Linked DNA regions of Mus musculus: region 2 is linked to region 1. Evidence: chromatin loops called from intact Hi-C (ENCODE). Cell type or tissue: left cerebral cortex. All regions are shown on one strand. Each heading gives the region's core, and the rest is flanking DNA. Links, peaks and the distances in the headings are about the cores only.

What was found. Hi-C counts contacts between places; a loop is a spot of excess contacts. Peaks named below come from ENCODE experiments on the same cell type or tissue, not always from the same donor. Only the 100,000 strongest peaks of a DNase experiment are listed, where the experiment ranks them.
Region 2: a loop joins it to region 1, with 6 times the contacts of the local background. A loop is called at or near these places in 1 of 42 quality-filtered maps.

The regions. Positions count from the first base shown.
Region 1 is chr9:72,832,288-72,837,795 of GRCm38, forward strand. All of the region lies in intron 2 of Prtg (protogenin), which reads left to right. Among named protein-coding and RNA genes, the nearest start is that of Prtg, 28 kb to the left of the region's middle. In left cerebral cortex, for the core only: no CTCF peak of the experiment used is centred there; DNase peaks (open chromatin) are centred at 2,925 and 3,732.
Region 2 is chr9:72,772,155-72,777,662 of GRCm38, forward strand. It overlaps Gm27204 (predicted gene 27204), which reads right to left. Exons shown (of 3, transcript NR_166646.1): 2 at 3,893-4,095; 3 at 998-2,256. Among named protein-coding and RNA genes, the nearest start is that of Gm27204, 4.5 kb to the right of the region's middle. In left cerebral cortex, for the core only: no CTCF peak of the experiment used is centred there; no DNase peak of the experiment used is centred there.

The DNA of each region.
Region 1 (5,508 bases), core at 1,806-4,305:
CCTGTTCTACAAATGTTGACATTTGTACAGGGCTGTGTAACCCTTCTGAGCCAGCCTTGGGGTTCCTCACACCAGAGCTTTCTCTCCACCTGACCGTAACTGCCACACTCTTTTACCATGACACTAGCAGCCTCACTCTGTCTTGGACTGCATGTGACATGGCTCTTGGGGTCTAATACATTGCCACTGGACTGTGTTATGGGGCGAATCGGTAGTTTAACCCTTCTTACTGCTGAGTGATCACTCTTCTTCTTGAAGGCCCTCAAGTTTGTGGTGCTCATGACTAGAGCTTCTCTGAATTTTCTTGCACAAGTTTTTGTATCAATGTAAGCTTCCATTTCTTTGAGGAAGTATTCAGCAACTCCCAGGGATGAGTGTGTGTGTGTGGGGGGGGGGATGTGTGTGTGTGTGTGTGTGTGTGTGTGTATGTGTATGTGTGTGTATGTGTGTGTGTGTGTATGTTTTCACCTCTGTAAGAAACTACTGGGGCTGGAGAGATGGCTCAGCAGTTAAGAGCACTTGCTTCTTCTGCAGAAGACTGAAGTTTGGTGTCCTACATGGTTGTTCACAATCATCTGTCACTGCAGTTGCAGAAGATCTGTCACCTCCTCTGACCTGCACACATGCAGTGCACAGACATACACGCAGGCAATTAAAAAACTTTTTGTTTGTTTGTTTGTTTTGAGACAGGGTTTCTCTATGTAGGTTTGGCTGTCCTGGAGCTCACTCTGTAGTTCAGACTGGCCTCAAATTCAGTGATCCGCCTGCCTCTGCGTCCTGAGTGCTGGAATTAAAGGTGTGCACCACAACCATCTGGCAAAATTTAAAAACTTTTAAGAAATTATTTTTTAAAATTTTAAAGAAGAAACTGCCAAAGCCATCTTCCAAAGTGACTACCAGTTTATATTCACACCAGTTTGCTTGGTAATTTCAGTTCTTAGATAAAACTTTATAATTGCATATGTCTTTTCATTCTGTTTGAGAAAAGGGCTGACCTGGGCTAAAGGAAGTGTTTGTGTGTGTGTGTGTTCATGTGTATGCATATGTGCATGAGTGTGTGTGCATGTGTGTGCACAAGTGTGTGTATTCGTGTGTGTGCATATGTGCATGTGTGTGCATGAATGCAGATGTCAGTGTGTATAGAGACAGATATTGACTTCAGATATCTTCTTTATCTGTCTCTATCTAATTTGTAGAGGCAGAGTTTCACAGAACCTAGCATTGGCTATTTTGTTTAAACTGACTGCCTTACAAGCCTCCAGAATCTTCTGCATGCGAGTCCCACATTAGGATTACAGGCCTGGGCCTATAGCCATACCTTTTCGTAGGATTGCTAGAGATCCAAACTCAGGCCTTAATATTTGCATAGCAAGTGCTTTACACTCGGAACCATTTCTCCAGTGTCCCCTACCCCTACTTTTTTATATCTACTCTACAGTATTTTCTAACTCTTATTAAATTTGTCCTTTGATGGATATATATTTAAACATATAAATTTAGTTGTATATAAATTTATGTATGTATTTGTATATACATTTATAAATATATATTTAAAATTCATTTGGTTGCTGTCACCCTTACCCTCTCCTGTCTCCCTCCACCTCTGTCAAGCCTCCCCCAGAAGTCTTCCCGCATCCGTGTCATTTTGGTTTTTTTTTTCTGTGACCCATTGAGTTTAATGGGTTTGGAGATATCCTTAGAGCCTCCTGGGCTCACAACTGAAGACAATGGTGCCCCTCCCCCTGAATTTATCAGTTCAGCAGGGAGGGATGGCACCCAGTGAGCCCTCTCAGTATATATGCTATGTACTTTATTCATGCTGGTCCCCTGCTCTGTGTCAGTCCAAAGTCCTTTAGACTGGTGACCACATCACAGTCTCCACCCTTTCTCTCAGGTGTCCCATCTGCTCTCCCAGTATGTTCTGTTCTATATGAGTCTGTGTATAGAGTCTCACGTTTCTCTGCCTCTGCCTGTGCTCGGACGTATGCGTACAGAATCAGGGTCCTAAAAGCATTCACTGTGAAAAGATTACACTGACTGTAGGTCATCTTTTCTCATGCCCTCTAAACATCCGGCTGTCGTTGCTAATGGTGAGCTGGCTCCTTCGAGCAGACTTTGGGCGGTGGATAGTTGTTGTATTTAAAGCACTCTGGCTTTTGGGCCCTTTGAAATCATTGCCTCTGCTTGTTCTTAGGCACTTTGCATATTTCAGGAGACAGATGTTGGAACAATGACACTTGTTCTTTTGTGGAGTATGCATTGGAAGCTTGCCAGAAGGTAGGAAGGCAGGGGACATGCCAGTAGAGGCCTCAGAGAGCCTGCTGCATCGGTTCCTGGTGTATCGCTTAGAATAGGTTGAGGATTAAAAGTCCCTTTTATTTATTTATTTTTAACATTTATTTTGTCTGTTGGGGGAACAAGTGTGTGCTCTGGTCTATGTATGGAGGTCAGAAGACACCGTGGGGGATAGGTTCTCTCCTACTGTGGGGCTTCCAGAGAGCCAATGCAGCTCACTGAGCTTGGTGCTAAGCACCTTTACCCAGAGAACTATGTCTCCAGCTTGAGTTTTGTTTTGTTTTTTGTTTTTGTTTGTTTGTTTGTTTTTCGAGACAGGGTTTCTCTGTGTAGCCCTGACTGTCCTAGAACTCACTTTGTAGACCAGGCTGGCCTCGAACTCAGAAATCTGCCTGCCTTTGCCTCCCAAGTACTGGGATTAAAAGTGTGGGCCACCAGTGCTTTGCTTTTTTTTTTTTTTTTAATGGCTATAATTATAATAACTGTATCTAGAATAGCAGTCTCTATGAACTAAATAATATATTCTATGGTACTATGGTACTACATTATAACCCCTTAAGAACTGATTTTATAGAACAGAGCGGTTTGCTCAGAGTTTGTGTGTGGGATGTGTCTGAGCTGTAGTGTTCTCAGGGAGAAGAGGGAGGCTTCCCTGAGCTTGAGAGAGAGATGGTGCAGTAAGTTAATTCAGGAAGCCTGTTAGATGCCTGTTGTGTGTACTGCTTATTCCTGACAACAGACAGACAGGAAGATATATTTTCTGAACTAGAAAAATATATAGTCTTGGTAAGAGACCAGGAACTAAAGAAGTTAAGACAATTAGACTATTCTTTTAAAAAAATTTTTTAAATTACATTTTGTGTGTGTGTGTGTGTGTGTGTGTGTGTGTGTGTGTGTGTGTGTGTGTGTTAATGTGCATTTGAATGTTGGTTTCTGTGGAGGCCACAAGCCGTTCCTGTAAGATCTCCCAGAGCTGGAGTTACAGGTGGTCATGAGCTGGCCTACCTGTTTGCTTGGTAAACTCAGCTCCTCTGCAAGAGCAGCACCTGCTCTTAACTACTGAGCCATCTCTCCTAACCCCATCTTGCCCAGTCTTAAAGCTATAATAACTTTGAAACTTATTCCTTGAGTGGTTTACACCTTCTGATCATTTCATGCTGTGATTAGACAATTCCCAGACCGCTGAGCAGGCTCTGAGTACAAGGGCTTGCTAGGAACTGAGAAGTGATGGGGCCCAGTTTTTACTCTGTTTGGTTAGTAAAGCCTGCACTGTTGATTTGAAACACCATTGACATGGGCATAAACTAAGTTACTAGGTATAAAACTCAATAGCAGATCTCCGAAGTTGTGGGTGTTAGAGAGTCAGAGTTAGAAATCTGAGGAGCTGCTGACAGATTTCCCCCATAGCTACTGATTGGAGGCTCAAAGATAGCGGGGGCTGGAAGCACTGGAAAGTGGCTGCTTGCTGCTACCTGCGTTCCTCTGGGACGAGTGGGGTAGTGGTGATTAGTGTAGTCCTTTCCCACCCTGGACCTGGTGTTCAATCTGACCTGCAGTGCTAGGACCTGGAGCTTGGTGCTGACATCCAGGGCTGGGCCTGGAGCTCGGTGCTGACCTGCAGTGCTAGGACCAGCTGTTTATAAACGATGATGCATCAACATCCCAACTGATATTAGTGTAAGAACACTTTATATGCACATTTTATCAGCAGCTTTTAAAAGCAACATTTTCTTACTAGACCGAGGAGAGCCTATAAAGTTGCTATAAGTTACCAATTGAATTATTTAAAAAACGATTTATTACAAATTATGTACCTATAATTTTTAATTTAAAAAAGCTCTTCTTCCTCTTCCTCCTCTTTTTCTTCCTTCTCCTCCAATAGAATCTCTCTTAATATTCTTGGCTGTCCTCAAATTCACAGAGAATCTCTGCCTACTTAGTGCTGAGAGTTAAGGGTTGTGCTGCCATGCCTAGCTTTAAAGATGCAGGAATGTCCTACTGACTTAATATGCAAGCTAATGTTGGCCCATCCACTTAATTGGTTGTACATTATTTCCAGTGTACAATCTCTTACTTCTGTGTTGCTTTCTGATCCAGTAAAAGTTTGGGGACTGGTTTCATCTGAGCAACCTTTACAGCCCTGCCTGTAAATCATAGAAAATGATTAAGTGGGCAGATGAAGAGGAAGTCACAAATCAAATAGGCACTTACATTTATTGTGTTTGCAAGGTTGTTTTTGAGAATAGCGCATGTTTTGGGGGACCTTGTGTCCGGGCTGTTTTATAGAGCTCTGGCCTCTTAACAGCACTACTTTAAGGGCTCCTTGTGCGGCTCTTGGCTTGTTTAGCTGGACCATGAAGGGAGGTCAGGTTTCACGAGGAGGCCGTAGGCTTGTAAAGGCATACATTTCTCGCAGAAACAAAGTCCACATCAGGAAGCAAGCTGAGGTTTGTGTGAGGATATTTAAATTTGTAATTTAAATAAAGAACAGAAAATGTGGGCAACAAAAAGATCCCGCTGTCAAGTCTTAGCAGGCTCCAACATACAGCGAAGGGCTTATTTACTTACTCAGCTTTAAACAACATTAAAAAAAAAACCAGGGCCTGGGAGATGGCTCACAGAGCCAGCTCAGTGGTAAAAGTGCTTGTCATGCAGGAATGAGGACCAGAATTCAGATATCCAGAAACCCAAATTGATGCAGGGTTAGGGCAGCAGCCCGCCTGGAATTCCAACCCTGGGAGGAGGAACTATTTCCCAGGAGTGGCCCAGGAAAGCCAAATCCTCAAGCTCAGAGTTTGATGGAGAGAGCCTGCTTCAGGGACTGAGGTGGGAGAGTGAAGATGATTCCAGATGTCAGCCTCTGGCCTGCAGGTGCATGCGTGGACGTATGTGCCCACACATGAAAAAAATATGCACATACACATGTATACATTATACACATAAGAAAAAGAGAAAAAAAGAATAATCAAAATAGAACCAAGCTGGCTTCAAGCTTGTAATCCTCCCCGCTCAGTCTGGAGTGTGTGTCACAAGACCCGACCAGTTTTTGTTTTGGTTTGTTTTTTTTAAAGATATATGGGTTAATTAAATAAACTTTAAACGAAGGTAATTTAATTTACATACTTTCCTCTGTAAAGATGAGATAATAGCCTCAGTAAATGTCTGTAAACACAAGGTTTTATTTGTTTAGTTTTGCAATGGGGTTGGGGTTTG
Region 2 (5,508 bases), core at 1,754-4,253, 60 kb before region 1:
GGACAGACAGAGCTACATAGGAAGGCCCTGTTTCAAAACAAACAAATCCTACTAAAAGAAATTAACTCAGGATGGACCAAATACCTTACTATAAGACCTGAACTCTAAAGTTGTTAGAGGAAGACACTTTAGGGTATAGGCAGACACAAGAACTTTTTGAAAAGGAGATAAGTGCAAAAAATAATTCCCAGAATGGACAAATGGGACTTCAGGAAGTTGAAGTTTCTGTGTAGGAATGGAAAGAACAAAGAGTGAAGAGAGCCTACGAAAGGGGAACAAACCATTGCCAACCACACATCTGATAGATTAACAGACTAATTTCTACAGCTTTAAACACAAGAGGTAGAGGCAGGCAGGTCTCTTGAGTTTGAGCCTGGTCTATTTAGTGAGTTCCATACCAGCCAGGGCTATAGAGAAAGACCTTGTTAAAAAGCAAAAAAAAAAAAAAAAAAAAAAACAAAGACCAAAAACAAAAACAAAAAACCCTCCTAAAATGAAACAACAAAATCCAATCAGTAAGTAGGCAAATGAGCTAAATAGATTGGAAAAAGAGCTATGCCAGGTCAAAATTTGGAGAAACAAAACAAAGCCATCCTTAGCCATCAGAGAGATGCAAATTAAAAGGGTGTTGTGTCAGGCATGGTGGCTCACACCTGTAATCCTGACACTCTAGAATGAGAGGATCCCTGGAAGCTCAGATCAGCCTAGGGGACAGAATAAAACCAAAATCACAGTGAGAGTGAGTGCCTGCTGCTCAATTGTGACCCCAGCACTCACCACCAGGCAGTTGGGAGATGCCTGTAACTTCAGTTCCAAAGTAACTGATGCCCAACACAAAACAATCACAAAAACAACAAAACCCTGACAAATCTGGGCATTGTGACACTCAGGCAGATCTCTGTGAGTTTGAGACCAGCCTGCTCTACAAGGCAAGTCTAGGATAGTAAGGGCTCTGTTACACAAAGAAACCCTGTCTTTTTTTAAAATTATTTTTAAAAAAATTTTTTAAAGATTTATTTATTTATTATATGTAAGTACACTGTAGTTGTCTTCAGACACTCCAGAAGAGGGCATCAGATTTTGTTAGGGATGTTAAGGAATATTTGTGAGCCACAATGTGGTTGCTGGGATTTGAACTCGGGACCTTTGGAAGAGCAGTCAGCGCTCTTAACCACTGACCTATCTAGACAGCCCCAGAAACCCTGTCTTGAAAAACAAAACAGGGCTGGAGAGAGGGCTCAGCCTTAAAAGCATGAACTGTTCTTCAAGAGGTCCTGAGTTTAATTCCCAGCAACCACGTGGTGGCTCACAACCATCTGTAATGGGATCCAATGCCCTCTTCTGGTGTGTGAAGACAGGGACAGTGGACTCACATAAAACAAATAAATTAAAAAAAAAAAAAAAAAACCCAAACTACCAAATGCTTTTTTTTTTTTTTTAGTTTTTAATTTATTTATATGAGCGCTTTATCTGCATGTACTCCTGAAAGCCATTACAGATGGTCATGAGCCACCATGTGGTTGCTGAGAATTGAACTCAGGTCCTCTGGAAGAGGTCCTCTGAAACTAGAACTGCCCTGGGAGAGCACCCAGGCGAAGCTGAGAACATCACAGAAACACCCGAGCTGGTTGCTGCACCGTGTTGCAGTATCCATCAACCAGACAGTGGAAGTGTGATACATAGACACAATGGAATTGTATTCAACCATAAATAATACAGTGTCAGGCTTTACAACCTGAGTTTAGATCCCCTGAACCTAGGTAAAGGTTGGACACAGTAGCATCAGTGGCTGTAATCTGAGCACCATCTGCTAGGACGGGAGGCAAAGAGGGAAGAATGGCTGGCTCTTGCAGGCTGACTAGCCTTGGGTACATAGCCGAAAAGAACAAACAAGAGAGACAGCTGGAAAGCCAGTTTTGATACCATGTTGTCCTCTGACCTCCACATATGCACAATAGTAGTTGTGTATCTGTGTGTGTGCAAGTGCACACACACACCCTGAGGAGGGGGCACAACAGAGATCCTAATTCCTACACACAGTCAATGCTGAAGTACTCCAAGGAACATAGCTGGGGAGGGGCTCTCCAGTTGCTCTGTTATCAGCTTAGTTCCAGAGTCCTTTGAAGTCTTGGGAGGTCGTTCTTCATCGATGGGGGTGAATGGCAGAAGACAGTGCGTGTCCTGGAGGCCTGCCTGGTCTCAGCAGCTGGAAGCAATCCTCCTGCCTCTGATGTGTTTGCTCAGTCTTGTCCCTGACTTTTAAATACAATTTTAAGTTAGGGTTATTTATACCTGCATGTGTTACTGACCGTATATACACACACTCTCTGAGGGCAAGAGCCAGACTTTGGTCATCCTCCTGTCCTCCCCAGCCTCTAGCACAGGGCCACATAGTGGACCAGCTGTAAGAACTCAGGATGGAAGATGGGATGACCTGGGTAACCATAGAGAATCTGCCAATGGAAGTTTTAGGACAGGCTCTCTCATTCCCAGTATACTTAGAAAAGCCCTACAGTGTGCTAGCCTGGGTACTGTAGGCAGGTTAGAACAGTGTATAACCCTGACTACAGACACCTTGCTTACAGTCTTCCGGGGACAGCCAGACACACACGTGCTATTACAATGAAATAGTAATTCAAAAATCAGTCATTCAAAAATAGAAGAAAAACAACTCTCAGAAATAAAACCACCATGTGCAACATACAAAGAGCAAATGCCTAGGAAAATAATATTTGTTGAATAGCCGCTAAGTATTCTAGCACTGCCAGGGGCAAAGGGCAAATTCTGAGGTCGCAGCAATGAGAGATGGCATCAAGAAGCAAGTAGGAAAAAAAAAAGAAAAAAAAAAAAAAAAAAAAAAAACGGGCATGGTGGCGCACACCTTTAGTCCCAGCACTTGAGGGGCAGAGGCAGGCAGATTTCTGAGTTCGAGGCCAGCCTGGTCTACTAAGTGAGTTCCAGGACAGCCAGGGCTACACAGAGAAACCCTGTATTGGGGGTTTTCTCAGTTAATGATTGACACATGAGAGCCCAGCCTACTGTGAGTGGTATCATCCCTGGGTAGGTGATCTTGGGTTGTGTAAGAGAGCAAGCTGAGCCAGCCATGGAGGACAAAACAGTGAGCAGTGATCTCCATGCCCTGTGCTTCAGTTCATGCCCTGATTTTCCTCAATGTCCGATGATGACCTGGGAGTAGTGAGATGAAATCATTCCTTTCCTCCTCGAGTTGTTCTTAGTTTTTTGTTTTTTTTTTTTAATCACAGCAACTTCATTACAGAAAGTAAATTAATACATTGAGAGAGAGAGAGAGAGAGAGAGAGAGAGAGAGATGAAGGGCAAAGGTCAATGTTGGGTATCTCCATTTTTCATTTTATTATTAATTATTATTGTGCTTTTTGTGTACATGAATGTTTGCCTGCTTGTATGTCTGTGTATCACAGTGTGAAGTGCTCTCAGAGCCAGAAGAGGACATCAGATTTCCTGGGACTGGAGTTACAGACTGTTGTCAGCTGCTGTGTGGGTTCTGGGGACCCAATTCAGGTCTTCTGCGAAAGCCACTGGTGCTCTAAACCACTGGGCTGTCTCTCTAGCTCCCTACTGTATTTCTCAAGGCAGAGTATATCAGTGAACTTCCAGATCACTGATTGCCTACACTAGCTGGCCAGCACGTCCTGTGGATCCTCTCATTTCCCTCTTACCAGCACTGGGAATACAGGGGTGAACCCCAGTGCCTGACTTTTTATGTGGGAGGGGATCTGAACTTGGGTCCTCATGATTGTCCATCAAGCACTTTATCCATTGAGCCATCTCCCAGGGCCTACTTTCTGATATTTTTCTAAACGTCAAAATACCATGTATTGCTTTGTTACAGAAAATACCACCAGAATGTTACCTGAACAGTTGTCAAATCTTAGGCAGGAGAAGCCTGTCCAAGCAGTGTGTTCAAAGCTGGGCTAAGGATGAGACCAGAGCATCCTGGATCCTGCCACGTCCTGGCTCTTCATGGCAGATCTGAAGCCAGGCATGCCTGTCAAGGACAAGTCTGATGCTGTTGGCTCCCTCTGTGCTGTGGTACCATTCCACTCACTCCGTTTCCTGCGGAAAAATAGCCAAGACTTTTGTACACACATTTGTAGTCCTGTATGTTTGGAGTCTGTTCCAGGCTTGTCTGTGGCAAATTTCCCATCAATTCCAACAGCAACATGGTGTGATATTTTATCTCAAACATATCTGAGTCGTGTGCTCCAAGCTAGGCCCCCTCAAATCTTTGTCTGACCCTTTTGTTTTGTTTTGTCTTTTTGTTTGTTTGTTTGTTTGTTTGTTTTGGAGACAGGGTGTATATATATATATATATATATATATATAGTCCTGGAACTCACTTAACTAAGATGTCAGTCTTGCAGTTCCCGGAATGCAGAGCCATGAGAAAATAAATGTCTGCAAATCACTTGGTCTTAGTGCTTCATTATAGTAAGACAAATGGACAAAGACACAGGCCATCCTCCATTACACTGATGCTTGGGACCGAGGCTTAGATGGCAACCCGTTGAACTCATCCTAAGCAGAACACATTGCCCATAAACCAAGAGTGCACTTGAGATGCCTACCAGTGTCACAGCTCAGCAGGCTTTGTGGCAGCCATTGTTTCCCCTCAACAGTTCATGGCTGATGGGAACACAGCTCATAGGCAGCTCTTAGCCAGGCAAGAGAGTATGCACAGGATAGCTCTTGGGAAGGATCAAAATTCACGAATCTGGAATTTACATTGAATACATATCCTTTCACATCATCAAGAAGTTAAGAGAGAGAGAGAGAGGGAGAGAGCGAGTGAGTGAGCCTGTGAGGTGTCTCAGTGGTAAAAGTACTTGATGCTCAAGTCTGACAACCCAAGGTCAGTCCCCAGAATCTGCAGTGGAGGGAGGGAAAGAACCAGTTTCCTAAAATTCACATGCCTTTATACTCACCTCGTGTATATACACACACACACACACACACACACACAAAATTATTTTAAGCCAAATCATCATAACATGTAAGTTAGTGTCAAAGTCAGAGTTTCTAGTCCTGCACAAAACATCATGACCAAGAAGCAAGTTGGGAAGGAAAGGGTTTATTCAGCTTACACTTTCCACATTGCTGTTCATCACCAAAGGAAGGCAGGACCGGAACTCACACAAGGCAGGAACCTGGAGTCAGGAGCTGATGCAGAGGACATGGAGGGGTGCTGCTTATTGGACTGCTTCCCCTGGCTTGCTGGATTTGCTTTCTTATAGAACCCAGGACTACCAGCTCAGAGATGGCACCACACACAATGCCCCCACCCCTCTTGATCACTAATTGAGAAAATGCCTTTCAGCTGGATCTCATGGAGGCATTTCCTCAAGGGAAGCTCCTTTCCCTGTGATAACTCCAGCTTGTGTCAAGTTGAAACACAAAAGCAGTCAGTACAGTTTGAGGCTGTCAATATAAGCATACCTTTAAAAATTCACCTTAATTACAATGCAGCCC